Linked DNA regions of Homo sapiens: regions 2, 3, 4 and 5 are each linked to region 1. A link is a loop called in an ENCODE intact Hi-C map of the cell type or tissue named here. Cell type or tissue: MCF 10A. All regions are shown on one strand. Links, peaks and the distances in the headings refer to the core of each region. The heading gives the core; the rest is flanking DNA. Region 1 has its middle 51 kb from the start of SAYSD1. Region 2 overlaps KCNK17 (potassium two pore domain channel subfamily K member 17). Region 3 overlaps DNAH8 (dynein axonemal heavy chain 8). Region 4 overlaps DNAH8 (dynein axonemal heavy chain 8). Region 5 overlaps DNAH8 (dynein axonemal heavy chain 8).

Region 1 (6,457 bases), core at 760-5,759:
ACCTCCCTTGTGCCGTCTGGAAGCACAATGGGGCCACTTCAGAGCAAAATCTCATCTGTGAAATCCGTCTTTCAAGAAGGAGCTCCCAGTCTCAGCCAGGAAGACTCTGGGGCTCATTGTAAAATGGAACGCATGGCTCAGCACGCCACCTTCTTCTTTGCTAGAGTCACCTGTGACCAGGTGGAGGACAGGGGTCCCAGCAGCCTCACATTCCAAATCCCACCACACAGGGCCGTCTAGCAAAGCCAGGGGAGCTTAGAGAGAGTGAGCTCCACATCACTGGCAGCGTGACTGTCCCTGAGGGATAGGTGATCTTGCCACTTTGAGCCTTAGGAGTTAGAGATGTCAGTGTTTCATCCCTCTGCCTCTGGACCAGACTGCAAGGAAGGGAATCAGTCTTGAGTTTAAAGAGTGCTAGAAAAGTTGATTTCGGAGCTTCTCTACGTCCCTAGATCACTCATGAATTCTTCCTTTCTTCCACCTCTCATTTGAACAGTGTTAATTCTTCTGCTTTCCATGATGTTTATGAATGAATTGGGGTGTCCCTTTTCTTGCAACAGAAAGTGACTAGGGTCATGCAAGTGACAAAAAGGGTAGTTTCCAAATATTATTGGACCAGAACCCATTTAGGGTCCCTCCTGCCCAGGCCCTTGACCCCCCCCTGCACAGAGGCCCAAACAAGAACCATGGGACAGAACCTTGGAGGGTGCTAACTCCTGTTGGCGCCCAGGGCTCTGGGAGTTAAGACAAGCATGTGTGTGAGGGAGGTACGAGGGCGGGGGTATTCTTTACTTCTTGGCCTGGCCTCCCATAGGGAGCTTGGACAGCTGGGTGGTCAGCCTCACTATCCCACATCACCCCATCCCTCGATGTTCTCAGTCACTTTAAGTGCTCCTAGTCCTCAGGATCTGCTTCCTCTGCAGTCTGACCCAGTATCAGAGCTAGAAAGTTACCATGCAGATGAGGATAGGTCAGCAGGTGAGGGCTCTCACTCTCAAACCCTCAGAGGGTGCAACAGGATTCAAAGCCCGTGAGTTCCAGTGAGGCTTGGACCTCACTCTTGGCAGCTCAACCTCAAGGACTTTCCTGACTCACGACACAGTCAGAGAGGTGGGTTTGGTCTTGTGCTTGGAGTTTGAGCTATGCTCTTCGCAGATATTGAGATGTAGTCTTGAGTGCTTTTAAGACTTCTTTCTGAATGTCTGCATATGGTTGTGTGTGTGTAGATGTGTTTGTGTGAATGCACTTACATGAGAGAGAAAAAGGAATAGAGAGGCAGAAAGACAGCGGCAGGGAGGGACAGGAATAGCCCATCCAAGACGCTAGAGGTGGAGTCTCTCTCCACTCCAGACTGCGGCTGCTTCTCCCCTCAGACTGGGGCTACCTGAGGACTGGGCTGTGTCTCCCCTCAGACTGGGGCTCCCTGAGCTCGGGGCTCTGTCTCCCCTCAGACTGGGGCTCCCTGAGAACGAGGCTGTGTCTCCCTCAGACTGGTGCTCCCTGAGGATGCAGCTGTGTCTCCCCTCAGACTGGGGCTCCCTGAGGACGGGGCTGTGTCTCCATCAGACTGGGGCTCCCTGAGAAGCTGGTCCCCTGAGGACTGTTTTGTACTCTGCATATGTGTCTCCCACACGTGTGGGATGAGTTCACTTTCCCTGAGTTTCGGCAGCTTCTGTAGAAACACTCAGGGAACAGCAGTCTGTTTCTGGGCTGGAGTTCAGGGAGGTCTGGCTTGGATCTTCTTAACAGACATGACTCTGGGACTCCCCAAGGTCTGCCCAGACTCTGCCCACTGAGTGCTGCCCCTCCATCCCATTCCCTCACTCTTCCCTTCCCGCTGCTGTGGGGCAGAGAGGGTTGGAGTGTGAGGTCTCTGGACTAAGGCCGTCCCTGCCAAGCAGTCCTTCTTCTTGACTCCTCAGGCTCCAGCACACCAGATTCATGGGCTGAGTGATGGGCCGAGGGGCTTTACCGCGGGGCCTCTGGCATCCCCTCTTCCTGCCCTTCCCCATGTGGCAAGCTCTCTCCCCACTCATCCCTTGCCCTGTGTGGGTCCCTTCTTGCCTGTCATGAGCTCTTGCCTTGAAGGAGGTGTCCAGGAGCCAGGAAAGATGGAAGAGAAGGACCAGGAATAAGAAGAAAAGAAAGATCACAAGGAGGGTGCTGCCTGGGCCCAGCAGCCATACAATTAGGTGATGTGTGCTGGGTTTGTAAATTATCTCTCTTATCATTTTTGCTTTGATGCAGAACAAACAGAACTCCCCATGGCATTTAAGTCTCTCAAAGGCTGGGATCTTTGTTTTGCTCTCTGTTGTCTCCCGAGTGTCTAGATGCCCAGCCCATAGCAGGTGCTTGGTTAATGACTGTGGGACGGGTGACAGAGTCTCAGCCGGTTGTGTGGGCATGGACTTTTGGACTCTTCTTCCAACAGTTCCAAGTCCCTGTCCAGCCCACCTTGCTCCCCACACGTTCCTAGGGGGTTCCCTTAGGGATCTCACAGGCTCTGTGGAACCCACTTTGAGAACACCTGGAGGAGCTGTCCTCTTCAAATTCTAAGCTCCCGAGGAAGGGGAGAGAAGGAGGAGGAAGCATGGAGTGAAGGGGACTCCAGTAATTTCGAGTCGGGGCTGAATGTGGGAGTTTGTGGTGGGAGATGGAGGCTTCTCCAGCAGCAAGCCCCGCCCCAGCTAAGGGAAACCCAGAAGAGACCATTGAGAGTCAAAGTTATGTATTCTGAAGGCTGATGAGCGCTCATTGGAGGAGAGGTGTCTGGGCAGGATGCTGGCAGCTGGGGGCTCTGAGGGTGTCGCAGGGAAGCAGAGCCACCTGCCCGTCTCTGGAGACCTCGAGTCCCTCCCGCCCGTAGATCGTCACATGCAGCGCCACTGCCCCCTTGTGGTCATGCCGCCAGCAAAGCCGAAGCGTCCTGTCCCTGCAGTGGGGATGCTCTAAGTGCCTGGAGGACGAAGACCTCCCCCAAAGCCAGATGCTCTCTGGCTGGGATCAGAACCAGATAACTCAGGGAATCTGCCTCTGGCTTCCCTTTCTCCTTCAGGCCAAGGCTCCCAAAGCAAGAACCATCAGAAACCAAAGCCACGTGGTGCGGTGTGTCCAGCTCCGGCCTGGGAGTATAGAGACCAGGGCGTGAATACTGCTGTCCTCAACATGCTGTGTGACTTGGATAAGTCTGATAACCTCTCTGAGCCTCCATGTTCTTGTTTATAAAATGAGACTCACAGTTCCCATCCCACAGGCCTCAGGAGCTGTTGCGAGGGCTTGTGAGACACCTTTTGCAAAAAGCCCTGGGCAGAGAGGGGTGAGGCTGGAAGGCTTCTGCCAGGAGAAAGCAGCGCTGGGGAGTTTGTGGGAGACAAAGGTGAAGAGGAGAGTGGGAAGAAGGAATTTGCAGTTGAGGGACCCCAGAGACAGGCCCTCAGGATTCATCACCCTTTGCCTTTAAGAAATTCATCTTGTCTGCAAAGCTCCCCAGATCCCAGCAATTCCCCACCAGGAGCTGGGACCATGTCCCTCCTGTCCTCCTCTGTTGAGCCTCATGCTGGCCCCATGGTGCAATACTATAGCCAGACATTAGAGCCCTCAGGTCTGCTGGACAATTGATGCACAGAGACCACCAGGTTTATTCTCCCCCAGCTCTGAGGTAATATAACAAGGATCGCCTTTCCTCTAGTTTTCAACGTGCTCTTCATTTCTGTCTGAGACCTCACTGGAAGCACCTTTAACATTCATATTGCTGCCAGGCACCATGGCTCACATCTGTAATCTCAGCACTTTGGGAGGCCAAGATGGGCTGATCACTCAAGGCCAGGAGTTTGAGACCAGCCTGGCCAACATGGCGAAACTTCATCTCTACTAAAAAAAAAAAAGAAAAAGAAAAAGAAAAATTAGCCAGGCATGGTAGTGGGTGCCTGTAATCCAGCTACTTGGGAGGCTGAGGCACCAGAATCATTTGAACCCAGGAAGTGAAGGTGGCAGTGAGCCGGATCGCACCACTGCACTCCAGCCTGGGCAAGAGTGAGACTGTTTCCACAAAGGTTAAAAAAAAAAGAGAGAGAGAGATATTCATATTTCTAGCAACAATCTCTTTGAGGGTAATCTAGGCTTTTTCTGTCATGCGCCTTCCAATGCTTTCAGCCTCCACCCATTATCCAATTCCAAATCTACCTCTGCATTTTTAAGTATTTGTTATAGCAGCACCCCAGAACCACCTAGAAGCTACTGGAAGAGGCACAGGACAGATTTCTCCCTCAGAGCCCCCGGAAAGAACCAACTCCACGGACCTTGATCTCAGACTTCTGACCTCCAGAACTGTGAGATAGATTTCTGTTGTTCTCAACTACCTAGTTTGTGGTACTGTGTTATGGCAGCAAACATATTAGTTTGCCCTAGCAAACGAATACACACCATTGCATCCTCTTTCAGCTACCTGGCTGTGCTCCTGCCTCCAGAGCAGCCCCTCATCTCCAGCTCTGCCTCCACCCTCTAGTCTTCAGTCTCTTCTGCAGGCCCTCACCACTCCTGTGGCATCCATCTTGAATCTCTGCAATGATCCCAAATCCAATTCTAAGTCACTTCGAGGTCAATCACTGTCCTGACAATAATTGTCCCAGCTCATGTTTCCTGCTCTATCACGTGGCAGGCACAAGGTTAAGTGTTTACTGCCGTTCCCTCATGGAATCCTTGCTTGAGGATTGTCCCATTTTAAAGAAGATGAAACTGAGGTTCAGAGAGGCTAAGTAACTTGCCAAAGCCACATAGCTCATATACGTTGCGTTATGTGAAAATCTATGCTCATAATCAGTGCACTCGCGTGTCTCCTACACACTGTTCTGCCTCTCCCAGAGACATGGTTTCCAACTGCCTTCCACATCACCACCTGGAAAGCCTTAGGTCTCCTCAAGTTCACTGTGTCTAGGACAGCTTGATGATTCCTCCCCTCCACACACACACACCTCACACCAATCCCTTTCTCCACTTCCTGTAATGGCCCTGGAGTCACACGGGCTGGAGACCTGGCTTCCCCTCAGCATTCTTCCAGGGCCTCTCAGAGCTTGGAGGAGGCTGGGACCACTTCTTCTTTTGAGACCCCAGTATATAGATTTTTTAATTTTAAGTTTTTATTGATTGATTGATTTTTTTTTCTTTGAGATGGAGTCATGCTCTGTCACCCAGGCTGGAGTGCAGTGGTGTGATCTCGGCTCATGGCAACCTCTGCCTCCTGGGTTCAAGCAATTCTCCTGCCTCAGCCTCTTGAGTAGCTGAGACTACAGGCGCCTGCCACTACACCTAGATAATTTTTGTATTTTTAGTAAAGACGGGTTTTACTATATTGGTCAGGCTGGTCTCGAACTTCTCACCGCAAGTGATCTGCCCACCTCGGCCTCCCAAAGTGCTGGGATTACCGGCATGAGCCACCGCACTTGGCCTGAATGATTGATTGATTGATTTTTAAAAATTTTAAATACAGTAGTATTCAGTTTTTTGGTGTTTAATTTTTATGAATTTTGACATATGCCTAGATTCTTGTAACCACCACTACAAATAGGCTACAGAACCATGGCAGCACCCTGGGGAGTGCCAAGCCCTGGAAACCACTGATCTGTTTTCTGTCCTGTATTCATTTCCTGTGGCTGAGGTAACAAATTACCACAAATTTAGTGGCTTCGAAAACTGAGATTTATTCTCTCAAAGTTCTGGAGTCCCAAAGTACAACTTCAACATCATGGGGCCACAATCAAGGTGTCGGTAGGGCCACATTTCCAACACTGAAATTTCTAGGGGAGAATCCATTCCTTGCCCCTTCCAGCTTCTGGTGGCTGCCAGCATTCCTTGACTTGTGGGCACACTAGCCTAATCTCCATGGCTAGCATCTCCAAGTCTCTCTCTCAGTTCCCTCTTCCTATCACCAATTCTTCTGTGTCAAATCTCCTGCCTCCGTCTTATAAGGACACTTGTGATTAAGAGACCCATCTCCAGATACTTAATCACACCTGCAAAATTCTTTTTTGCCAGATGTGTTAACATTCACAGACTCCAGTAATACATTTTGGGGCATTACTTAGCCTAGTGCATGTCCCTACCACCTTTTTCAGAAGGCCATATGAATGGAATCACACAGTATGTAATCTTTTGAGACTCAGCATAATGCCTTTGAGATCCATCCAAGTTGTTACATGCATCTGCAGTTTGTCCTTTTTTATTGCTACTTCTATTATTTATTATTTTATTATTATTATTATTATTATTATTATTTTGAGACAGAATCTTGCTCTATCTCCCAGGCTGCAGTGCAGTGGCATGATCTCAGCTCACTGCAACCTTAGCCTCCTGGGTTCAAGCAATTCTCCTGACTCAGCCTCTCGAATAGCTGGGATTACAGGCGTGTGCCACCACACCTGGCTAATTTTTGTATTTTTAGTAGAGACGGGGTTTCACCATG
Region 2 (6,457 bases), core at 806-5,805, 140 kb before region 1:
ATTTATTCAACAAACATTTAGCACCTTGTATATACCAGATGCTTGCAAGCTCACATTCCCTTCTACAGTGTACCTCCATTCCTCATTTCATCATTACCCCCCACTGTAGGTGGATGTCAGCATCCCCATTTTACAGGAGGAAGCAGCATTCAGAAAGGTCAAGCCAAAAGAAAGAGAGAGAGAGGAAGGACAGAAGGAAGGAAGGAAGGAAGCAAGCAAGCTGGGCACGGTGGCTCACACCTGTAATCCCAGCACTTTGGGAGGCCAAGGCAGGCAGATCACAAGGTCAGGAGATTGAGACCATCCTGGCCAACATGGTGAAACCCCATCTTTACTAAAAATGCAAAATTAGCTGGGTGTGGTGGCATGTGTCTGTAATCCCAGCTACTCGGGAGGCTGAGGCAGGATAATCGCTGAAACCAGGGAGTCAGAGGTTGCAATGAGCCGAGATCGCGCCACTGCACTCCAGCCTGGCCACAGAGCAAGACTCTGTCACAAAAAAAAAAAAAAAAACAAAGAAAGAAAGATCGAGCCACTTGCCCAAGGTCCCACAGCCTGCAAGGAGCTGAGCTGGGATCCAAACCTAGGAGGTGCAGCAGACTCCAAAGCACATGCTCTGTACTTGTACATAGTTTGACCTCTCTTGGGACCCCTCAGTAAGGTGGGGGTGGATGTAAACATTGGTTTCAATATAGTACAGACGAGTTTAGGGTGTGTGGGCACAGTGACCCCATCTGGGCAAGCAAGAATGTTAGGCAGTGCTAGGAGGCAAAATGAGAGGCATTTGTTCATTTACTTACACATTCACTTTTGTATTTCCTCATTCATTCATTCACTCATTCTTTATGCATTCAACACATATGTAGTGAAGAGCACCTATTAAGGGTCAGATCCTTTGCCAGTTGCTGAGAATATGGTGATTAAGAACCAGTCCCAGGCCGGGTGCGGTGGCTCACGCCTGTAATCCCAGCACTTTGGTAGGCCAAGGCGGGCAGATCGCCTGAGGTCAGGAGCTCGAGACCAGCCTGGCCAACATGGCAAAACCCCGTCTCTACTAAAAATACAAAAATTAGCTGGGCGTGGTGGCACATGCCTGTAATCCCAGCTACTCGGGAGGCTGAGGCAGGAGAATAGCTTGAACCCAGGAGGCGGAGTTTGCAGTGAGCCAAGATTGTGCCAGTGCACTCCAGCCTGGGCAAGAGAGCGAAACTACGTCTCAAAAAAAAAAAAAAAAGACCCAGTCCCTGCTCTTGAGGGGCTCAGAGCATATACTTGATATACTTGGAAGAGGCAGACATGGAAACAAATCTTTCTCACACAGTGCAAGGGAGAGTGCTGGAGGGGGCCCTGGATGAGGAGCAGCTGCACTGGAGAGTCGAGGACTGGAAGGGTCATTTATATTTATGTGGGTAAAGAGGAGAGACTCTCTTCATAGAGGAAGCATTGTGGTCAAAGGTGCAGAGGCACGAGTGGACCTGGAGAGTTCTGCAGGCCAGCAATGTGGCTAGAGCTGGGGAAGCGGGGGCACCAGACGAGTCTCAGAGAAAGGCTGGGCAAGAGCTTGGACTTTCCCCAGCAGACAGGAGACTGAAGAAGGGTTATAACCTCAATGATGATCTAATCAGTTTTGCATTTTAATAAGACAAGACAGTGGTGGTGATCAAGAAGGGTGGAGGCAGAGCTGGAGGAGAAAAGAATGTCCAGATGGATAGAATCTTTTATGAACATCTTTTCCTCCCCTAGCTTCCCCTCTCCCTATCTTGAGGATCAGAGACCACCCCCCCAACTTCTACCTCCTCCCCTAGGCAGCTGATGACTTACTGTCTGTCCCTCCCTCCCACTGAGCTTTATGAGGGAGCCCCGTTGTGCTAGTTTGGGTCCTCCAGGAATCAGATATCAAGACAGAATTAGATGCGCAAGAGATATATTGAGGGGAGCCTTTGAAGGATAAAAGAGAAGGAGCAGGAATTAATGTCAAAAGCCTCAGACTGCAAGCAGGCCTGATACCTATGAAAGGAGAGAGGGAAGGAAGGAGACTGGTGTGGGAAGAGCTGCTCTCTGCATTGCAGCTGTCAGAAAGTCTGGGCCAGGCCATGGGGATCCCAGAGCAAAGGTTGAAAGAGGAGTGCCACACTGGGCAGGGATGGCCAGCTTCAGTGCCCCACTGTGCCCAAGCATGGCTGGGAGCAGTGTGGAGACAGCATGGCCTCAGCCTGAATGGTGCAGTAGATCCTAAGAGTGCAACAGCTGGAGGCTCTGCCCCCTCCAGCATCCATCTGCCCATCCAGAGAGGGAGGACATGAAGAGAGGAAGAGGAGACTCACATTTGGTGGGTTTGAGCTCATGCATGCAGCTTAGCCTCCTAGAGCTTCTCCAGCCTGTAAAATATGGCACATAATTCTGATTTGGAAGGGTGGTTTCGAGGGTGAACTGAGGGAATGAATGTACAGGGTGCCCTGCACAGTGCCCAGCACAGAAAAGGAGGGCCTTGGTAAGTATCAGCTGCCCACATCTACAGTGGGTTAGAATGAGGGCCCTGGGGGTTGGGCCCAGGAGTGGGGCTGTGGTGGTGAGTGGACAGGGCTGGGCTGGAAATGTCCCCTGAGTGCCCCCTCTCACCTCAGGCTATGGCAACCTGAGCCCCAACACGATGGCTGCCCGCCTCTTCTGCATCTTCTTTGCCCTTGTGGGGATCCCACTCAACCTCGTGGTGCTCAACCGACTGGGGCATCTCATGCAGCAGGGAGTAAACCACTGGGCCAGCAGGCTGGGGGGCACCTGGCAGGTGAGGGGGCTGCTGGACGGGGTGGGGATGGGTCACTTCTAGAATGAGGGGCTGTGGTGGGAATTGGGGTTACTAATGACAAGAGGTGGGAGCAAGTGTTACTGGTGAGGTTGTGTTGGGATTGGGGGTCACTGCTCAGAATAGGGTCCTTAGTGAAAAAGGGCATTAATGGTGGAGATGGGGTGGGACTGGGCAGACAGGAAGGACATGAGGCACAGGCTCCAGGCAGGGAACCTGGAGAACACAGACCAGGTGAAGAGCCCCCTTCTTACTGGGGACAGCTCTGGCCTGCCTCCAGCTCCCTCGGCTCCCACGCATGGGGTGAAGGCCTCAGGAGGCCTGGGGACAATGTTGCACCCACAGGATCCTGACAAGGCGCGGTGGCTGGCGGGCTCTGGCGCCCTCCTCTCGGGCCTCCTGCTCTTCCTGCTGCTGCCACCGCTGCTCTTCTCCCACATGGAGGGCTGGAGCTACACAGAGGGCTTCTACTTCGCCTTCATCACCCTCAGCACCGTGGGCTTCGGCGACTACGTGATTGGTGAGAGTTCCTGGCGGTTGGGCTGGCGGGGACATTCGGCTGCCTATACCTCTCACTCATCTGCTCCCGCAGCTGGCGCACCTGCTGTGTGCACGCCATGTGGGGGCTTTTGGGCCCAAAATCCGGAGACACTGTCCTACCCGCTTTTGTTGTGTGACGGGTCTGAGGTCACTCTGGCCCTTCTTGACCAACGCGGAGAGGTCCAACACGTCCGCGGGCCCACCTATTGTGCTTAGAGCTCTCCACATGACGGGAGTCCCCGCCTCCCTCCGGGGTCCATGCTTGCCCCAGGGTCTCCCTTCCCCACTTCACTCTCTCCCTATGGAAGGCCAATCTGTCCCACTTCTCTGGGGCTGGAGATCACAGTACCCGGGGATCAGACAGTAGGGTCCGGGAGACTCCTGGAACCCCAGCCTCCCCAGAGCCCTGTGGGAAAACAGTTGGCAGGCAGATTCTGAGTGCCAGCAAGAAAGGGCCTCATGGTCAGTGGACCCAGGGTGGGTTTAATCAGTGGCACAACCCAACCTAGGCAAGACAAGGGCCCTAGAAGCCACCAGCCTTGCATAATCAGGCTGAGTCCGATGCCCAGCAGGTGGCAGTGGAGGGACATTCTGTGCCGTGGCGGAGTGGCTGCGCCCCAGCTCAGCCTCATCACCGCCCCTTCCTGTCCCTGAAGGTGCCGCTGGCACCACTACCGCGCCAGCCTCAAGCGGCTTCATGCACTCCCTCTGATCCCAGACCCTAATGTGGGGAGGAGGCCTTGCCCTTCTTCACTTCTTCAGCGACAGAACCCAGCCTGGAAGAATGAAGTTAGTTTCAGCTAACTCCTCAGGCAACCTACAGCAACAATTGTCACCCCCATTTTACTGAGGAGGAAGCTGAAGCTCAGAGAGGCTGAGCCATCTGCCTGAGACTGCACAGCTAGTAAGATGTGAATCCTGATCTATTTGACTCCAAAATTCATACTGTTTCCAGGCCACCTAAAATGTCTCCTCTCTGGGCCTCAGTGTTCCTGCCTATAAAATGAGGCAATCCCTAGAGCCCCTCAGTGCCTTCTAGCCTCTGTTTGCAAGGTCCCCAGGAAGAGGGGTCAGGTGTTGGGGCCTCACACTGCCCCCTTCTGGATCTCCCTCATCCTGGGAGGTCTGTTGCTCTGGAAGGAAATTCTTGGGAAGATTTCTTCCAACTGGGTCATGTTCCCACCTTTACCCTCAGAGTAGAGAGATATGTCCCAGGACAGCTGAGCCCAGTAGCTCCAAGGGCCATACCTGCACCCTCGCAGCTCAGAGTATGATTCTTAGATCTGTCATTTCTTCTCTATTTCCACTGCCATTTCCCTAGTTCAGGCAGGGTTGTTGCATATAGCTGCACAGGTTGGGCACTGCACAATCCTATAGTTTTGCTACTTACACAGAGCATAATAAGGATGGCACCCAGGGACTTGTGCAGCTTCTCTCCTTGTCCCCTGTTGGCTCTTATGACCTTTAAAAATTACAAAGGCTATGATGTCACCTGCCCAGCTCCTCTGAAGAACTTCATTGTTTTCCCATAGTTTTAGGATAAAGTCCAAAATCTGTAACCCCCCTCCTACCAATACAATCTGACTGAGGAGATCTAGTCCAAATTCTGTAACCCCCCTCCTACCAATACAATCTGACTGAGGAGATCTAGTCCAAACTTTAAGCCCAGAGGGACTGCCCAGGCCTGGGGCAAGGATGGGCAAGAACACTCCTGCCCAGCGGCCACTGCAGTTGGCAGAGCTTCTCCCTTCACCACATCTATGGAGACTTGCTACCTCCTGGGCCCCTCTGCAGTCATGGCAGTGCCTCGTAGCAGGTCACCACAATAAGAGCCCCAACTGCTTCACCTGCAGGGGATCTTCCTTATACAGATGGAGACACTGAGGCCTGGAGGAGGGAAGGGAGTTGCATAAGGTCATAGAGCAAGTAAGTCAGGGCAAATCTAGGATAAACTCCCAAGCCTGGGCCCTTCACACCACCCATGTTTCAGAGTCTTCCATGCCTATTCCTCAAACCTCTCAGGTCTCCTTGTCCTCCAGTAACAGGGACAACCCCTTTCTTGGATGGGGATACTGAGGTCCACCAGTTGGCTACTGGGTGTTCACATCCCTGCATCAGCAGCCACAAGAGGCGCTGTCTTCACAGCCACTCCTCTGCCTGAAGGCTGTGGCCAGAGCCGCCCCCAGGTCCCATCCGGCTACTCCTCCCCAGCCCCATAGCCTGGCGCCTCCCAATTGCATTTGCAGCTCAGTTGAGCGCCTTGCCAGCTGCCAGGTCTCCTGCCACTTATGATTTCAGCTTAAAAAAATGAAATAAAAACGGAGAAGAGCGCCTCCTCCCCTCTGTCACCAGGAGCAAGCCAAGCTGGCGGGTGGCAGGGCCAGAGAGCCGGCTCAGTGCCTGATCTCATTTAGGACCATCAGCGGAATCATAGCCCCATAACCCAATCAGCCTAATCCAATCCCAGCTCCTGCCAGGCAGCACAGGTCAGCTCCCAGGTGGCAGCCTCATCCCCATGTGGGGGTCCTAGAGAGGGGCCCAGCCTTGGGGGACCTGGAGAGAGAGGCTGTCTTGGGGCCAGCAGGACAGGATGAGGAGTAGACAGAGGCATGGTACAGGGAGCAAAGACAGAAAAGGATGACGAAGGAATAGGAGGGGAGAGCTCTACCCTTTGAATGATTCCAATCTGATGAGGGAGGCAGCACAGACCTCCAGGGAGGGTACTAAATGATAGGGCAAATCCTTGGCAAGATTTATCTAAGACTCACAGCAGCTCCCATCAGTCCCCTCCCTCAGCTATACTTACCCAGCACCAACTTCGTTGGGGGTGTCCGATGGTGAGTGAAACAAGCAACCACCTATAGATCTTGGGCACCTGTTATGTACCAGGCACCATTCTGAGCACTTGAGCTGCATCAGCCCATGTGATCCTCCCAACAGTCATAGGAGGAGGACTCTTACTGTCTCCATTTTACAGATGAGGAAGTAACTTTCCCAGCAGACACACATAGGCCATGAAAGCAGCACGTGTAACAGAGGAACCCAACGTGGTCTGTAGGGAGTGATGTCTGAACTGAGGTCTGCAGGATGAGGGAAGGTAACCAGGCCAAGAAA
Region 3 (5,000 bases), core at 1-5,000, 290 kb after region 1:
CGGTCTTTCAAAACAAAATTACTTCAAAATAAAATATTGTCTTCTATGATCCATTTTAAAGTAATTACTAAATAATTCACTGATTTCGGCCTTATATATTGTTTCTAACCTACCCACAAATGACTGACTCTCTTAACTGAGAATTGAAGCTCTAGAATGTGTAAGGAGAGATCACCTATAGATCAGAATTAGGAGAGCCCTTGAAGATCTATGATTAATTCTGTTTTAACTCAAAGACTAATAAGGAAAACCGAGTAGGAAATAAAGAATGCTGGCTGGGCATGGTGGCTCATGCCTGCAATCCTAGCACTTTAGGAGGCTGAGGCAGGAGGACTGCTTGAGTCCAGGAGCCTAGACCAGCCTGGGCAACATACAGAGACCCTGTCTCTATAAAAAATCTAAAAATTAGCTGGGCATGGTGGTGTGTGCCTGTAGCCCCAACAACTTCAAAGGCTAAGGCAGGAGGACAGCTCGAGCCCAGGACTTCAAGGTTGCAGTGAGTTATGATTGATTGCACCACTACACTCCAGCCTGGGCAACAGGCAAGACCTTGTTGAAAGAAAAGAAAGAAAAGGAAAGAAAAGAAAGGAAAAGAAAAGAAGAGAGAGAGAGGGAGGGAAGGGAAGGGAAGGGGAGGGGAGGGGAGGGGAGGGGAGGGGAGGGGAGGGAAGGGGAGGGAAGGGAAGGGAAGGGAAGGGGAGGGAGGGGAGAAAGAGAGAGCGAGAGAGAAAGAAAGAAAGAGAGAAAGAAAGAGAGAGAGAAAGAAAGAAAGAGAGAAGGAGGAAGGAAGGAAGGAGAAAGAGAAAGAAAGAAAGAGAGAAGGAGGAAGGAAGGAAGGAGAAAGAGAAAGAAAGAAAGAAAGAAAGAAAGAAAAAGAAAGAAAGAAAGAAAGAAAGAAAGAAAAGAAAAGAAAAAGGGAAAGAAAGAGGAAAGGAAGGAAGAAAGGGAAAAAACAATGCTACAACTACTTGTCAGATAATTTTTATTTAAAGATTTTCCTTACCTGTTATATGCTAAATTTCCAAAGCCAAAATTGCCTCCCAAGTTTTCTTGATTGCAACAGGCCCCTTTCTGTTCTTTCCCACGAAGCTACCAACTTTATTTATTTTTATTTACTTATTTATTTATTTTGAGACAGGGTCTCACTCTGTCGCCCCAGCTGGAGTGCAGGGGTGTGTGTGTGTGTGTGTGTGTGTGTGTGTGTGTGTGTGTGTAGGTGTATGTGTTATTTTTTATTTATTTTAAAATTTAATTAATTACTATATTTTATTGACTGTCATTATTATACACACTTTATGGGACAGGTCACTAAACCTGACAATGGGAAAGATAGTTCATTCCCCTTCCTCTGACAACATCCCTCTGGGAAGTGAAAATAATAGAGAAAACAGTAAGATCATTAAGAAGATCTTTAATAGAAATCAAAATTATCAGAGCTTTTACAGCCACATCATCAAATGATTTTTATGGACTGTCTGAACTTTCTATTTCAGATGGCTGTAAACTGCAACTGAGTGAAAAAAAAATCAAAATCGAAGTAGTAAATGTACAAAAAAAAATCTTACTTGCACAATATAGTTGCACTCCAAGAGCTGCATTTTGGGATTGAGATTTAGCTTCATATATGTGTATGTATCTTCAAAGACTTTCTCATACAGTGTCAGGAATACAGCAGCTTCCTGTGCAGTGCGTTTCTTCAACCATGCCTGCAACAAAGAAACAGAATCTGTGTTTATTGAGAAAGTGAAACGTGGAGAGACTCTGAGGGTTCTTCTTCCCATCTCTCTGCCCCACCTGTAAGATTGGCCTCCAGCTGAGAGCAGAGCTGCTGATATAGACCATGCCCATCCTAGAAACCGTGGCAGGAGAGGCGTTCTCGATATTGTGGACTTCAAACAGAAGCTTACAACTAGGGGCCATGGGAATGCGATCTCCATTAGCTAACGTCAGAGTTTTATTGTCATCCAAAACGGAATTTAAGTTCTCAATCCAGATGGCATCCACAGGACCATCTAAAATGAGGAAAATGTTTTCACCTGAAAATAATTAAAACAGAAAATCACTTTTCACTTGCAAGTAATTAAAATGGAAAAATCAAAAAAATACTGTGTTAATACGCTAGCAGGGAAAAAATGATCACAAAGGAGGTTTGTGTATACCTTTTTTAGCTTTTAATGTTTTTCTCCACAGAGTAGAAAAAATCCCATCTGTCCAGTCATTGGTAGCAGTGTCCAGTCTGCCAAACATCTGAGGTGCAGTAATGGCTTTTGGATTCATTCGCATTTCTCTATGAGGCCTTCCGCATTCTGTTTGCGCCTTCATTAGAATCGTGATAACGGTTGTCTTTCCAGAACCACTGGGCCCAAGAGTCATCAAGCCATGCCGTACCAAAGACGTCTCATATAACTACACAATTAACCAGTAAATTAAAATATGTAATTTATGAGTCTCTTGCTGACATTCATAGTAGCTACTTGAAGATTAAAGGCTTTAATAAGCTCTTCATTAACGTAACTAGTTCACTATTTTTAAGTTGTAAAAAATGTTGTTTTACTAGATGTGCATAGCAAATGAGCACCACGTTATAAAACGATATGTGCTAAAGTAATAACAATGTGGAGCTTGAATTACATTTTGGAAATAATTAACTCAGCATCTAGTTTTTGCTTCTTGCGTGATGATTCCCTGTGATTTTGGCTTGTTGGTCTATAACCAGCAGTTGTTCCATGCGCAAACTTTCTCGGCATCCAATGTGATGATATCGCCCCTTAGTGGTGGAAAGCAGCAACGCAGAGCATCACAGTGAAGATCCGTTTCAAAGGGGCCTTCTAATTCCCCAGAAGTACATCATGAATGAGGATTCCTGTGCAAGTGATTTATTCAGGTAGTGCTCCCAGGAGAAACCAGTAAGAGAAGAGGAAAGCAGGACAGGAATGGGAAGAAGCCAAGCAAGGTGTGATTGAGGACAAAGCCCTGTAGAGGACAGACTTGAGCCTGATCCCTCGGGAGACTGGAGTGTAACTTACACCTCAAAGATTGCTCCACCTGGAACCAGGCAAGCTTGACTTTCCTACTCCATCAACTCTTAGAGACGTTTGTTTGGGGGTGGATGGGAAATAAACTCCCGTGCAGCACCTACTCTTTGTGCCTGCCAACAAAATGGCTCCAGGCCTCCTTTTGCTATTAGAAGCGAAAACACACAGAAGCTGGGCAGGGGCACGTGGAAATGGTACAAGAGATTCGAGGAGACATGCTAGGATCATGGACAGCCGCTGCTATAACATCCCGTCTGCAGTTTTCTCATTAAAAAAATTAAGAAGTCAAAGGTCTGACAGCTGATCAGAGGGAGAGTGAGTTATTCTCCTAACATTTTGGACAGAAATGTATTACCATTGTAAACTATAGTTTAAAAGCAACAGAGGCACTGTTCCTGACATGTTCAAGAGCAATGTTATTGACATCAACAAAGAACCCAAAATTCTAGTCGCCACCCATTGAGATGGCAAGAATTTTAAAACTCAGTATACTGTATGCATATCATATATAAAATCATGTTTTCCCAGAAATTTTTTAAACTCTTAAAATGGTTTCCAGTACATGAATGATGAAAAAGACTTTTCCCCCATGCACATATTTCTTTGTAAGATTTGGATGTATCTCAGATACTTGCACATCTTATAATCTGGCAAGAACAGTAAGTTAAAATAAGAATCGTTATATTAATATTTCAAATGCAGTTTTCAACAATGTCCACAATTTCAGCTCCTTAATTTTCCAAAAGCTCTGGAAAATATTCCCAAAGCATCAAGCTCATAGAGATTTAATCCTGTGTCTCTGCTACAAGTTCTTGATTCTACTGGTAATCCAATCAAGTGGTTAGATGGTTGTCACAAGGATGAAATGTGATGAACAGAAAGACACCAACATATGCAGTCAAAAGATTCAGGTTTTAGTGTAGGTGAAGGATATAACATGTCCACACACAAAGCAGGAGCAAAATAGCACTCCCAGATTCCTCAGGCTCTGCACTCCACTGAGGCACCCAGCTGCAGCCAGTACTATCAGATTGGCACAAGAAGACATCTGCGTTGTTCCGTTCCCCTAGAGTTTTTATAACCTACTATTTCCGCCCAACATTGTCACCAGGTATAAGTAAAAACTGCAGTAAATTACTGCTTGATTACTGTGAGGCAGGGTAAATCCATACTATCTTCCTAGGACCACCACATCCTTCCAAGTATTCTTTTTGCAATGATGTATATATGATGTTTTCATTTAACATTTACATCAAGTAAGACTAACTATGAGTTTTTCTATTCAGACAGGAATGTTTAACACATACTTATCATTATACTAATAATAGATTAAAATGTCTTTACCTGCACGAGTTTCAGGTTCCAGGGTGGATGGTTAATCAAACCCTCTATCTGAACCTGATGGGCTACTGCGTTTTGCAGTTCTGCATAAGTATTACTATCCAGTTGCAGTCCTGGGAACAGGTCATTGATTAAGCTGAGGAACAGGGGTTCATCTTCATCAACCTAAGGTGGCATAGTTTAAAATAAATTTACTCATTCAGTCAACAAACATTTATCAGCTAGCTGGGATGTGCATAGTACTTATCACTTCATCCCCAGAGAACCATTTATTACTCTCCTAATCAGGCTTGTATTCTCTAGTACTTTCTCCAGAATATCACTGATATGGTTTGGCTGTGTCCCTACCCAAATCTCATCTGGAATCGTAGCTCCCATAACTCCCACGTGTCGTGGGAGGGACCCAGTGAGAGGTAATTGTATCATGGGGGCAAGTCTTTCCCTGCTGTTCTTATGATAGTGAATAAGTCTCACAAGATCTGATGGTTTTGTAAACGGGAGTTCCCTTGCACATGCTCTCTTGCCTGCCGCCATGTAAAGACGTGACTTTGCTCCTCATTCACCTCCCAGCATGATTGTGAGGCCTCCCCAGCCATGTGGAACTGTGAGTTCATCAAACCTCTT
Region 4 (5,000 bases), core at 1-5,000, 190 kb after region 1:
AACCTTGAAAGATCACCTACTTCTGCCTCTAACTGCACAGATGGGGAAACAGAAGCCCTGAGAGAGACATAACTTGATCAACTAACTGCTTTCAGCTAACTGATTTCACAGCAAGCACGAAAGTCCAGGCCTCCTGACTCTTAGTGAAGTGTTATTTCTAGCCCTCTATTATTTGATTTTAAGAGATATTCAGCCTTTTATTCCTGGACACTCCACTGGTAACTTCACCGCCCTAGCAGTGAAAATATTTTTCCTCCGTTTTAACCCAAACACATGTGGTGTTAAGTGCAAGGGCACTTTAGCCCCATGGCTGGACCATGGTCCTGTTGCTCTTCTTCCCTTTAGCACTTGGATAATGGCCACTAAAAACACAGGTTGCCACATTAACCATATGGCAAATACCCCCAACCAGCTCTCCATGATAAGCACAGTGGAAGAGTTGAATCATCACTACTGGGAACACAATCATAAAATATTATTTGTGAATTGGGAATGAAATAGCAGAGTTAAAGCAATATTTGTATTAGGATGTGATAAGGTCTAGCAAAGCGAACAATTCCCAGATAAGAATGTATGAAATAGGCTTCTGTGACTTGAAAGCTGTAATTGACAATCCAAAGGCCACAATGGAACTTAGTAAAGATAACCACCAGCAAAGCATTTAATCTGATTTTAACTTTCTCAGTGTTGGGAGGCAGACAAACACCACATCCCTCTCCTGGGCAGCCAGGAACCTAGTAAAGTGGTAGGGATAATGAATTAGGGGTAAATACACACAGTATTTTCTGGGATGAGCATTAAGTTCCCCTCCATCTTTGGACAGGGCAGGGAGAGGTAATGTGAAGTTCTGCCCATCACTGTACACAGCTAAAAGCCTGACTCCTGGGATAGACCAACTGATTTATTTTGTCCTTCACCCCAACCCCAGGAAAGAAAGAACTCCAGGTAGGGCTTAAAGGAATCTCTTCAATTCTCTGTGAAATCAAGGAATGGATCCAGTGCATTGAAAATGTATAGCTTTTGAATTACAGAACAAAATATAAAATTCAGATGCAGAACAAAACACTAACAATAATTTAAAAAATCGTAACAGACAAGTTGCTTGGTAATCATAAAATTATTAAATTACTGCGTCAGTACTAAGACTGTAAAAGCAAACAGCAAATGACTTGAGAAAGACAGGGAGCTGCTGTTCCTCCTCCTCCTCCAACATCACCACCACTTTTACTATCAGGTAATAAATAGAGTCAAAACAATACATAAATCAGAGCCAGCCAATCCTAGTTCAGCCAATCCTAGCAACCACATTTGAAGAGTACTTAACATCTTTGGGATGGTGATAATCCTATCTTGAAATGTGGTTGTTAGTATTACAGGAGATGGTGCACATAAAATTCTTGGCCAGCACAGGCACTTTCAAAACCAAGCTCCTATCTTTATAATCCATTAGCTCATTCTACAAATATTTATTGAGCTCTGACAATCCCCTGCGTGCTGTTGTGACAGTAGGAGAGTCAGCAGTTACGAAAAGACAGTCTTCACCCTGGAGAATCTTACATTCCAATAGTCAGGGTTGGGGGTTGGGGCAGGGGGCACACACAAAATACATAAACAAATATACACTATACCAGGTGGGGAAAGTGCTATGAAGGAAAAGAGAGTAAGGAGACAGAGCGGCAACGGATAGCACCCTCCTGGAAGCCTCTCCAATGGGGCCTCAGCACACCACTGGCCATCTCCTAAATGTGAAAACTGCTTTCTGCAGTTACCTGCACAGTGGAGTGTAAAAATGCTACTGTGTAAAGCATCGGCTTCCACATGGGTAAATTACTGATGTCCAGAAGGTCTTGATTAATTCCAGCAAATGTTCTTTTCAAACCTGCGCGTACACCTTGGGGTGGCTCATTAGTGAATTTGAGAGAGGTCTGTCATGAAAAGAAAACAGTGCTTTTGTTTCTATAAATTACTATAAAGAATAAAATAGAAATTACAATATTAGGCTGAATATCCTTTATCTGAAATGCTTGGGACTGGAAGTGTTTTGAATTTCAGATTTTGGAATATTAGCATTAAATTGTTATATGAGCATTGCCTTTGAGCATTCTATTGGCATTGAGAATGTTTCAGATTTTGGAGCATTTCGGGTTTCGATTTTCAGATTTAGGATGCTCAACCTGTATATCAGAAAACAATATGCTTATGGTACATAAAGTGGGGGCAAAGTTCAGCATTGTATAAACTAAGTACATTGATCAGAGCTGAAACTCAATAAATTAGTACTAAGTCTTAGAGCTCTTCTATGGAAATATTTACTACAGTCTAACCTTGATGTCAAGATTTTGATGATTATAGTATTATAGTATAAGATCTTGCAGTCCAGACCCTACAGGACCAAAAAGCCCTGTTGTGTTCCCATCTTTCAACAATGTCAATGATGTCATCTTTATTACTATGACTCTCGATGAAAAGACGTTTAGTAACAAACCTGAAGCAATGTAATTGGAAATCGATCATGGGGCTCCGTAGTTATCCATACTCGGAAAGAATCATCACTGGCTTCAGTGGTAATTAGCGTCTCTAGTAATTCTTCCATGAATTCCAGGCCAAGGTGGCAATTTTGTAGTAATACCCAACCACCCTGTATCCAAAAATAAGTTCATATTTATTTCTTGTAACCTTTTTGCTATGATTTTAATAAAACAAAATGTGCACTTTTTTTAAAAACCATGTGAATACTCTGTTTTGAACACATTTTTAAAAATTATATGTCAATACAATCATTTCTCCTGCTATGGTACAAGTAATTGGTACAAGCTAATTACTTAGAATCAAGTGGGTTCAAAATGATTGTATTCTGCCACCCCTGGTTCAGAAAGGAACAGAAATTAAAACTTGAAGGCAGACTTGTGTAAGTACAGTGTGTGCACCATCTAATGGTGGGAACGGGTATTTTGGAATCAGTAACAAGTTGTCCTGCCTAAGGTAAATCAGAACTGACTCACCCCCAAAACCCAGAAGACTGGTTCACAGTTATTCATAGTTACAAAGAAAGATACACATGATCTCATGAAAGCTGGAGACAATACGTTTGGTGACATTTACTACCATAATGCTAAGCTTTATTCTTTATCATCACTCTCCACACTTTCCTGAAACCACATAACTTATTAAGCACTTTCTAAATAAATACTTGATTAAACAAACTACCTTAAACAATATGTCACAAAACCATCACTGCCCTGTGAGAACATAGTTTCTTTACTAGACATTTTAATACCTTTATACAGGAATCAGCTATCTTGAACTACATAAAACTACAAAATAGTGAGCATGATAAATATATGGCAAGGCATATATACCATGTCTCAACTGTAAGCGAAAATACAACTCACACCGGCTTAACTAGTAAAGGGGATGTGCCGTCTATACAACTGGGGTTTCAGAGGAAAACAGCATTCAGGATTAGTTTGTGTCATCATGGACCCACTTACTTTCTGGTTCCCCACTCTGTGTTCCACAATGCCAGCTTTATGCTAAACATGGTGTCCCTCAAGGCGGCAACATGGCTGCACCTGCTCATGTCTGGTTTTCTTTTCTGATTATGCCATATAATCAATACTTACCCCACTTTGACAAACAGACCATGGAAGTTATAAAGGCTAGTATTCCAAAGACAGTTAACATGAACACCGTATTTAAATTAAAGTTTTGCACCCACAGAAACTAAAGAAATTATTTAAGGCCCAAAGTTAAACTGTCAAATCACTCAATAGAGTGAAACATTTGATCCGAGTAAAAATAATTATGTATAATTGCTTTGAGATATACATGTATAAATTAAATAAATTATTGAATTTAATTAAGTGATAAAGATTGAGGCTTAGGGCATTTGAGAATTAATGACTAGCTGGAAAAGTTGATGACCCAACAGAGTTTTAGCCCATTAACCCTCTCTAGTCATTAATTCCCAGGGAAAAGCTGCACCAAAGTTTGTACAGACATTCTGAGATCAAAAGCTTAAAAATAAACCAATATCTTATTTTATTTTTATAAATGGTATAATTTCTTATTACAGCTGAAATGGCTATCTACAGAGCATTTCTAGAAAATTAATGTCCTGTGTATTTATTAGGTGTGATGGGAAATCTCTCTCAACACTCCATTCAGCTTGCAATTATTAGTGAAAACCATTATCAGTATTTAAACATAGCATCCTTAAATATTCCTTCTTTGCCTGAAATGATCCGTTAATGAAAAATGAAAGTCTGCCTTTAACTGAAAATGGAAATTTAACTGTCTCAATCTGTCACTCCTTAAGTACTACCTATTCATATTGATCATGAAATTCCAAGACTGCTAGAGATGCATTCTTAGAAATCAGAAGGTGTGTCTCCCAAATCATAAAACGAACAAAAAATTGGTGAAGGTAAAATGGAGCATATACTATAGAAAATGGAATAAGCTTTCCATGCGAATATCAGGAGGAAACTAGACTGAGGTTTAAAATTCACAGGTAATGATAAACAAAAATGGAAAAACCAGGATTGAGCATCACGAGAAGAATGTGGTAACATCCATGATTGTGGGGTTTCTAGCAATAATGTTGCAGCAGGAGCAGTCTCTTGTCACATACCTGCTGCATTGACATCTGAATCAGCTTTCGAGCATGTACTTCTTGTCCTTGCCCCATTGAGATAGTTCTACATTCTGTAACATAGGAGAAAGTTCACTATGATGAAACACAACTCTTACAGCAGGATTAGAATGAAAAATTAATTTCTGAATGATTATAGCCTCCTTCTATTGTTTCTAAAAAAAAAAAAAAATCTTTGCTGTTCAAACAGGCCTGGCCTTTGGTTGTGTGGATCAGAGAAATGCATGGAGCAGAGACCTGGAGGCACCACCCGGAAAAGCGTGGGTTGGGGGTCAGGAAGGGAGAGAAAAAGGCACGTATGGTGGGCTTTTAGAGAGTTTGAGATTCTTTGGAGACAATGAGGAAC
Region 5 (6,457 bases), core at 1,458-6,457, 140 kb after region 1:
TGGTTGTACCTTTTGACAGTACCTCCACAGCCATGTATGAAACTTCCAGTTGTTCCACACAAGAGGGTTTTCTTTGATAAGGTAATCAAAGGATGGTAAAAATGTGTGTGATTTTTTCAGAGAATATCAGACAGTCAGAGTAGCAGAAGCAATTGAGCAAGTTGAGAGATGGGATGGGTGATAAAGCAGAAATTTTGTTTGAGGCCAGCTCCTAGAAGGCTTTGGTATTTGGAGAGTACATTCCAGGCAATGGAAACTCTTTGAAGGCTCCATCTTCTGTCTCTGGATGTTCCATGAGGTTTCCCACCTTTAGACTGTTCTCTCTCTCATGCTGCTCCTTTCCTTTGAACATACCCATCTACTGTGTTGGTAATATCTATGAAAAGTTCAAGACCCAATTGAAATGCTACCTTATCTTCAAGTTCATCCTCAATCCTGAGTTTCCTTCACCATTCCTTTGAACTTCACCCATGGCCCTGAGTCACCTTGCGCCTCCAGTTACGGTGAGTCCCCTATTCATCTGAGGTCTCTGGTGGCAGAGATGGTGGCTCATTCATGCAACATCACCCACAAGACCAATCCCTTTAGGATGATGTATCTCTCTGCACGTTTCTTTTGGTCTTATTTTTATGCAAAGTCCAAACTAAAGGAACATTTTGAATCAAGGAAGGTATAAATCTCATTGCTCATTTTGCCAAGAGCAAAATAAGAAGATGTGGATTGATTCCAAGGAAGAAGAACAATTACTTTCCTTCTCTCTCAGCTTCATTGGCTTAATCATTTCGTCCTCTATCCTTTGCTCCTTTGTGCACACCAGGTCTCCCTCACTCAAGTGGGGCAAATTATGTAATTAGTGAAAGAGCAACAATTTTGCAGAGAAAATGGTTATGTGCTTATGGAAGTTCAATTAATGTCAATTAAAATGTCCAAGGAAACCATTTACTGGGCCTAGAGAAAGAAAGCAGAACTGGACCCTGGCAGAACTAGGGACAGCTGAGAAGCACTGACCAGAAAGAAGACCATTTTGAGGCCCTGCCCAGGTGCCTGGTGCCCATCCTTGCCGGACCTTAATGCCCATCTCTCTCTCTCTTCTGTGTTGACATAGTCCAAAGTAACCAGCAACAGCAGAGAGTGCCCAGGAAATGGCACATGTGTGACTTTAACTGGTCTGATCAATGATCTTTGCCAGATTTACACCTTCTTCACCTCTATTCCCAGTTTTCCACGAGACATTCAAGTCATTAGAGGAAACTGAACATAATTATTATTCTTGGAAAACCTATCGTGATATCCAGGGGTTTCGACTTTCCATTTGCCTTCAATTGTTTTAGCAGCTGGACAGGGCTATCAATAAAACATGTGTGTTTGATTTTGGAACATGCAGCTTGGTTTGCTATAATGTCATGGTGTTTAACTTTCTCTGTGTCCACCCAGACTGACAGGTGCTTCCAAATTCTAGCCTCAGTTCAGGAGGATATTCTTTCTCAAGAATGCCATCCTTACTTTAGTGTATGTATCGGCCAAGGAAAGTGCTAAAACACTTGAGCCAGGGGTTGGCTACTTTATTTTTAAAACTGCCTTTATTTTTTTAAAGTTCTATGGTTTTGACATTGAATCAATATCAGGAAAATACCAGAGGCCACTGCTACAATTTGCATTTCATAATGTGTTTTCTACTGTTTGAAAGTACACTAGACTGTGGCAGAGTTTTCTCTGGGGTCTTTTCTGTAAACCTTACCTGGGCTATTGCTTGGTTGCCTGGTTTTGTTTGTCATCAGCATCTCTGATCAAGGTGGCAGAAGGATGAGAGGGAAACAAGGCAACTTGAAACATTCCCTCCTTCAGAATAGATGAAGGAATGAAGCTCATGCATTTAGCTGTGGGCAGGCACAAGGATTCTAGATGAGAAGACTGGTAGAGACACTTCTTCACTGTCCTGAAGCCGCATGAGCATTCAGTATAGGACCCCATCTGTTTTGTTAAATTGACAGTTTCCTTTAGCAGGAAATCAAGGTTCAAACTGAGTTTTAGACTAGCTACAGAATAAGAAATAGCTTCACTTTTTAAAGACTTTGCTTTTTAAGACATTCAGCATGTAACCTAATTTCATTTGATAGGGTTTGTTTTTCCCTTCTCCATTTGCTGCCTAGAAATGTGTTTCATTATCTCCTGCAGAATTGGAGTTGGGAGGGAAAGCTGGAGAGTCTAAGTTCTCTGGGCCTCAAAAGCAGTAAAAATTAAAATAAAACAACATAAAATAAAATTAAAATAAATCACAGGAACGGCCATCCCAGAGGATTTTCTGTCTTAAACACTTCATACTGAACAGCTGTACTACTGAGGAGTACTGGCTGGGTCTCTTCAGTTTCCATTTCAGAAGCACAGAGTTCAGAACACCAAACTCAAAAGAACAAAAGATAACACGTTAGCACAGACATAGACATGGCTAGATTTTATTCAAGGGAAATTGGTACCTACTTGAGGGAAAAGTTTACAACTACTAGGCTCTTTTTAGGATGTCACATATCAACACTTTCAAATTTTTAAAATTCAGAGCTTCCAAAGTGTTCTAACATCCAAACAGGGTTTTATCTTTAAAAAGTAATTATAGTGAAATATGATTTCCCAGAATAAAAAACATTCATTTAGAGTTATCTTTTTGAATATTGATATGTGAGGAAAACACACACGCACTAGCAATTTTAGAACATCAACTTTTTAATGTAGAAAGAGTAATTAAGGAATTACTGGGGAGAAAAGACACACACATCACTGAGTCCCTCAATAGCACAGGCTGTCTATGTGGGTTCTGGTGCCCTGAGCAGATGGAAATGAACTTACTTGATGTCACACAAAAGGGCCACTCCTCTCAGGATCCAGTGATCCGGGGACAACACTGTTCGTAAATATACCACAGTGATGAAGGTCAAATCAGTTCGCCTGGGTTTCTTGTAAATAGGACACACATACAGCTTGGGGTCCTTGGGTGCCGTGGAGTTAATGGCAAAGATGTGGAGCACGGGTAACTGCGTGAAGAGTACCTTGGGGGTGGATTCCATGAGCTTCCCATTCCGTCTGTCCCAGGCTGCTCCATCCATGTAGAGCCCATAAATATACACACCTTCCTGGAAGAGTCAAGCATAAGGTAATAGGATTTATTTTTTAAACTAGGTGCTGCAAAATTAGTCATAAAGGCTGTCAGTTTGGAAATAAAACACACACCAGTCTTAAAACACTACCAAAGGGAGAAAGCACCACCGGGTACATTGCATTCGTGAAATACTGAGCCCAGTTTTCTCCTGCAGCCTGTGTTGAGGCTATGAGTGCTGTAGAGATGTTCGTGTTTGTTATTAGTTATTTAAGTGTGGGGTGGCCTCCCTGAGCAACAGGCTTAGCCGGTAGCACCAGATCACCTCTATAGGGAGGTGAAAGTCTCTGAGAGGTCTGGTTTGAGTTGGTGGAAGGTGGGAGCATGGAACAGGATCTAGAGCTGCTGTCAGGTGGGATCTCAGCCTGCCCCCGGCCAACCAACCTGTGTCTCAACTTCATCTCAGTCACAGGATGAAGTGAGGTTTCCACAGCCAGGCCCAGCTAGCGGGAGAGTCAGAGCGCCCCCAGAGGCCAGGCATGGTAGAGCCAGGGGAATCATGGCCAGGGCAGCATCTGGCCACCCTCCCCAGTGTCTCTCTCATACAATAGGCCCTACCCTGGGGTTCCTCATCATTAAATCAGGGAGATAAGATGCATAGGTGCAGAAAAATTTTTTAAAGATAAGAATTGAATAGCAGCACACACTTGTTACTGGTGGTGCCCGGTGAACTGTTCTGGGGGTGAGGGCGGTGAATTCTGAGGCAAGGTCCCTGTGGCTGGAGTGCTCAGGAGCCTCTGTAGAGGGGATGGCCTTGATGGGCCTTGATGGGCTTGCAGCAGGGGGCTGTGTTTGGAAAGACAGAGGAGAGAGCGTAGGCATCACAGGCAGAAGTAACACTACAAAGAAAGGCAGGGCGAGCCGGAAAAGCCCCAGTATTTCCTTTATCAGAGGGCTCGATGGTTGTAAAAGAAGTCAGGGGTTGACTGTGGAAGGATCTGGGTGCTAAGCTGAAGAGTTTAAACTGGATCCTGTAGGCAGTATATTCACTAAAAAAAGAAAGGCTGAAGGAGAATCACAGGGGAGGCTCCAACAATCATGCCAGCTCACCAAATAGGTAAATGTAGAGGATGGTGACCGTTTTTCCATCTCCAGTGAGGATCGGATCAGGGAAGTAAATGCTGATTAGAACGAAAGACAGTAAGATTCATTGCAAAGTGTTTCTGGAATCCCCCTGTGGGGGCTCACCGTGTGAGGACTGTGTTTTTTGAACCAAAAACGGAGGCACATGATTTGACAGTAAAACCATGGGCAGTCCCAGAAAATCAGGACATATGGTTACCATCATTAACTCAGTGGGTGACAATCAACTACATGAATAATGGGACCACTTAAAAGCCATCATATGGTAAATTGTATCCCTCTCCAGGGTGCTTTCAGCCTCAGAACTTTAAAAAGTCAGTGAGAAGGTGTGGTAGATAGAATAGTGTCACCCAAAACTTCATGTCCACCCAGAACCTTAGAATGTAATTATTTGGAAATAGGGACTTTGCACACATTGTTTAGATAAGGACATACTGAATTAAGGTAGGTCCTAAATCCAATGTGACTGGTAACTTTATAAGAAGAGGAGAGGACACAGAGATATATATACTTATACAGATGAATGTGAGAATGGAGGCAGAGATTGTAATGATGAAGGAAAGCCAAAGATTGTCAGTAACCACCAGAGGCGAAGAGAGAAGCTTAGAACAAGATTTTCCCTTGGGGCCTCCAGTAGAAACCAACCCTACCCTGATTTGACTTCTGGCCTCCTAAGCAATGAGAGAATAGATCTCTGTTGTTTTTAGCCACCCAAGGTAATGATACTTTGTTATGACAGCCTTTGGAAAGGAACACAGATTTTGATTCCAGGAAGCAGGATGCTGTGGTAACAAATGCCTACAGATGTGGAAGGTATTCTGGAATTGCATAATGGGGAGAGGCTGGAGGAATTTTGAAACTGCCTAAAAGAGATTGTTGGTGGGAACCTGGAGGTTAAGGTGCTTCTGGTGAGGCCTCAGACAGGAATGTGGAAGATAATACTGGAAACTGAAGGAAACGTGGCCCTCGTTATAAGGTGGCAGGGAACTTGGCTAGAACTTGGAAATCATCTGGTCCAGCCCCCTTACTTGACAAATGAGGGAATGAAAATCAGAGAAAGGGAAAGGGAGACTGATTTACTGAGAGTCTACATGGGGTCCAGCACCACACCTAAATGATCACATTTAAATCTTCACAACTACCTTTTTTAAAATTTTATTTATTTATTTATTTGAGACAGAGTCTCGCTCTGTCACCCAGGCTGGAGTGCAGTGGCGGGATCTCAGTTCACCGCAACCTCCGCCTCCTGTATTCAAGCAATCTTCCCACCTCAGCCTCCCAAGTAGCTGGGACATTACAGCCTGCCACCACCCCAGGCTAAGTTTTGTATTTTTAGTAGAGACGGGTTTCACCATATTGGCCAGGCTGGTCTCACACTCCTGACCTCAAGTGATCCTCCCGCCTTGGCCTCCCAAAGTGCTGGGATTACAGGCGTGAGCCACCGTGCCTGGCCACAACTCCTTTAATAAGGTTGAATTATCATGCTCATTTTGCAGATGAAGATGTGAAGACTCAAAAAAGTTAAAGAATTTTCCCACATTCATTGAGCAGATCAGTGTCCAGGAAGTGGGGGCTCTTCCCCCCAGCCATGTTCCTTTCCACTCAAAGGGGACACCCCTGGAACTGGCCCCTGGCTCCAACCTGCTAGTCCCCTTCATCTCTGCTGCCCTCAGCACTGCTCTGCTGCCTACAGTAGAATCTGTGAGTAGCCCACAGCAGTAGCTGGAGATGTGTAGAAAAGCCTTATTTATTTATTTATTTATTAAGACAGGGTCTCACTCTGTCACCCAGGCTGGAGTCTGGTGGTGTGATCACTGCTTATTGCAGCCTCAACCTCCGGGGCTCAAGCAATCCTCCCACCTCATCCTCCCAAATAGCTGGGACTACAGATGTGTGCCATCACGACTGGCTAGTTTTTGTTTGTTTGTTTGTTTGTTTATGGTGGAGACAGGGTCTCCCAGTGTTGCCTAGGCTGGTCTTGAACTCCTGGGCTCAAGCAATCCTCCTGCCTCAGCCTCCCAAAGTGCTAGGATTATAGGCATGAGCCACCGCACTTGGCCAAAAAGCCTTTTTAGCAAACACAAGTGTAACTTGTAATTTTGTAGAAATGTAGTCTACGGAGTTCTAAGAGCTCATTAGACCTTGTCATTAATCTTCCACTCTGGCAGATGGGGGAGGCTTTGGCACTGATGTCTTCTGGCTATGATGGAGGGAACCCTCACTGCA

The links. Peaks named below come from ENCODE experiments on the same cell type or tissue, not always from the same donor. Only the 100,000 strongest peaks of a DNase experiment are listed, where the experiment ranks them.
Region 2: it touches region 1 in a loop (15-fold over the local background); 109 of 110 quality-filtered maps call a loop at or near these places.
Region 3: it touches region 1 in a loop (8-fold over the local background); 28 of 110 quality-filtered maps call a loop at or near these places.
Region 4: it touches region 1 in a loop (5-fold over the local background); 18 of 110 quality-filtered maps call a loop at or near these places.
Region 5: it touches region 1 in a loop (4-fold over the local background); 4 of 110 quality-filtered maps call a loop at or near these places.

What each region holds. Positions count from the first base shown.
Region 1 is chr6:39,163,029-39,169,485 of GRCh38, reverse strand. No RefSeq gene overlaps it. Among named protein-coding and RNA genes, the nearest start is that of SAYSD1, 51 kb to the right of the region's middle. In MCF 10A, for the core only: a CTCF peak has its summit at 2,884 (motif pointing left); a DNase peak (open chromatin) is centred at 2,895.
Region 2 is chr6:39,300,823-39,307,279 of GRCh38, reverse strand. KCNK17 (potassium two pore domain channel subfamily K member 17) reads left to right here. Exons shown (of 5, transcript NM_031460.4): 3 at 2,625-2,785; 4 at 3,149-3,323. Among named protein-coding and RNA genes, the nearest start is that of KCNK17, 10 kb to the left of the region's middle. RefSeq lists silencers at 3,243-3,402, 5,396-5,495 and an enhancer at 3,956-4,255. In MCF 10A, for the core only: CTCF peaks have their summits at 3,917 (motif pointing right) and 5,448; a DNase peak (open chromatin) is centred at 3,939.
Region 3 is chr6:38,869,942-38,874,941 of GRCh38, reverse strand. It overlaps DNAH8 (dynein axonemal heavy chain 8), which reads right to left. Exons shown (of 93, transcript NM_001206927.2): 49 at 4,380-4,541; 50 at 2,160-2,406; 51 at 1,795-2,036; 52 at 1,566-1,706. Among named protein-coding and RNA genes, the nearest start is that of DNAH8-AS1, 81 kb to the left of the region's middle. In MCF 10A, for the core only: CTCF peaks have their summits at 2,585 and 2,787; a DNase peak (open chromatin) is centred at 2,761.
Region 4 is chr6:38,971,299-38,976,298 of GRCh38, reverse strand. It overlaps DNAH8 (dynein axonemal heavy chain 8), which reads right to left. Exons shown (of 93, transcript NM_001206927.2): 83 at 4,634-4,707; 84 at 2,486-2,638; 85 at 1,770-1,925. Among named protein-coding and RNA genes, the nearest start is that of DNAH8-AS1, 21 kb to the right of the region's middle. In MCF 10A, for the core only: a CTCF peak has its summit at 2,909; a DNase peak (open chromatin) is centred at 2,938.
Region 5 is chr6:39,026,773-39,033,229 of GRCh38, reverse strand. DNAH8 (dynein axonemal heavy chain 8) reads right to left here. Exons shown (of 93, transcript NM_001206927.2): 93 at 2,438-3,125. The coding sequence ends at 2,838. Among named protein-coding and RNA genes, the nearest start is that of GLP1R, 19 kb to the left of the region's middle. In MCF 10A, for the core only: a CTCF peak has its summit at 3,615; no DNase peak of the experiment used is centred there.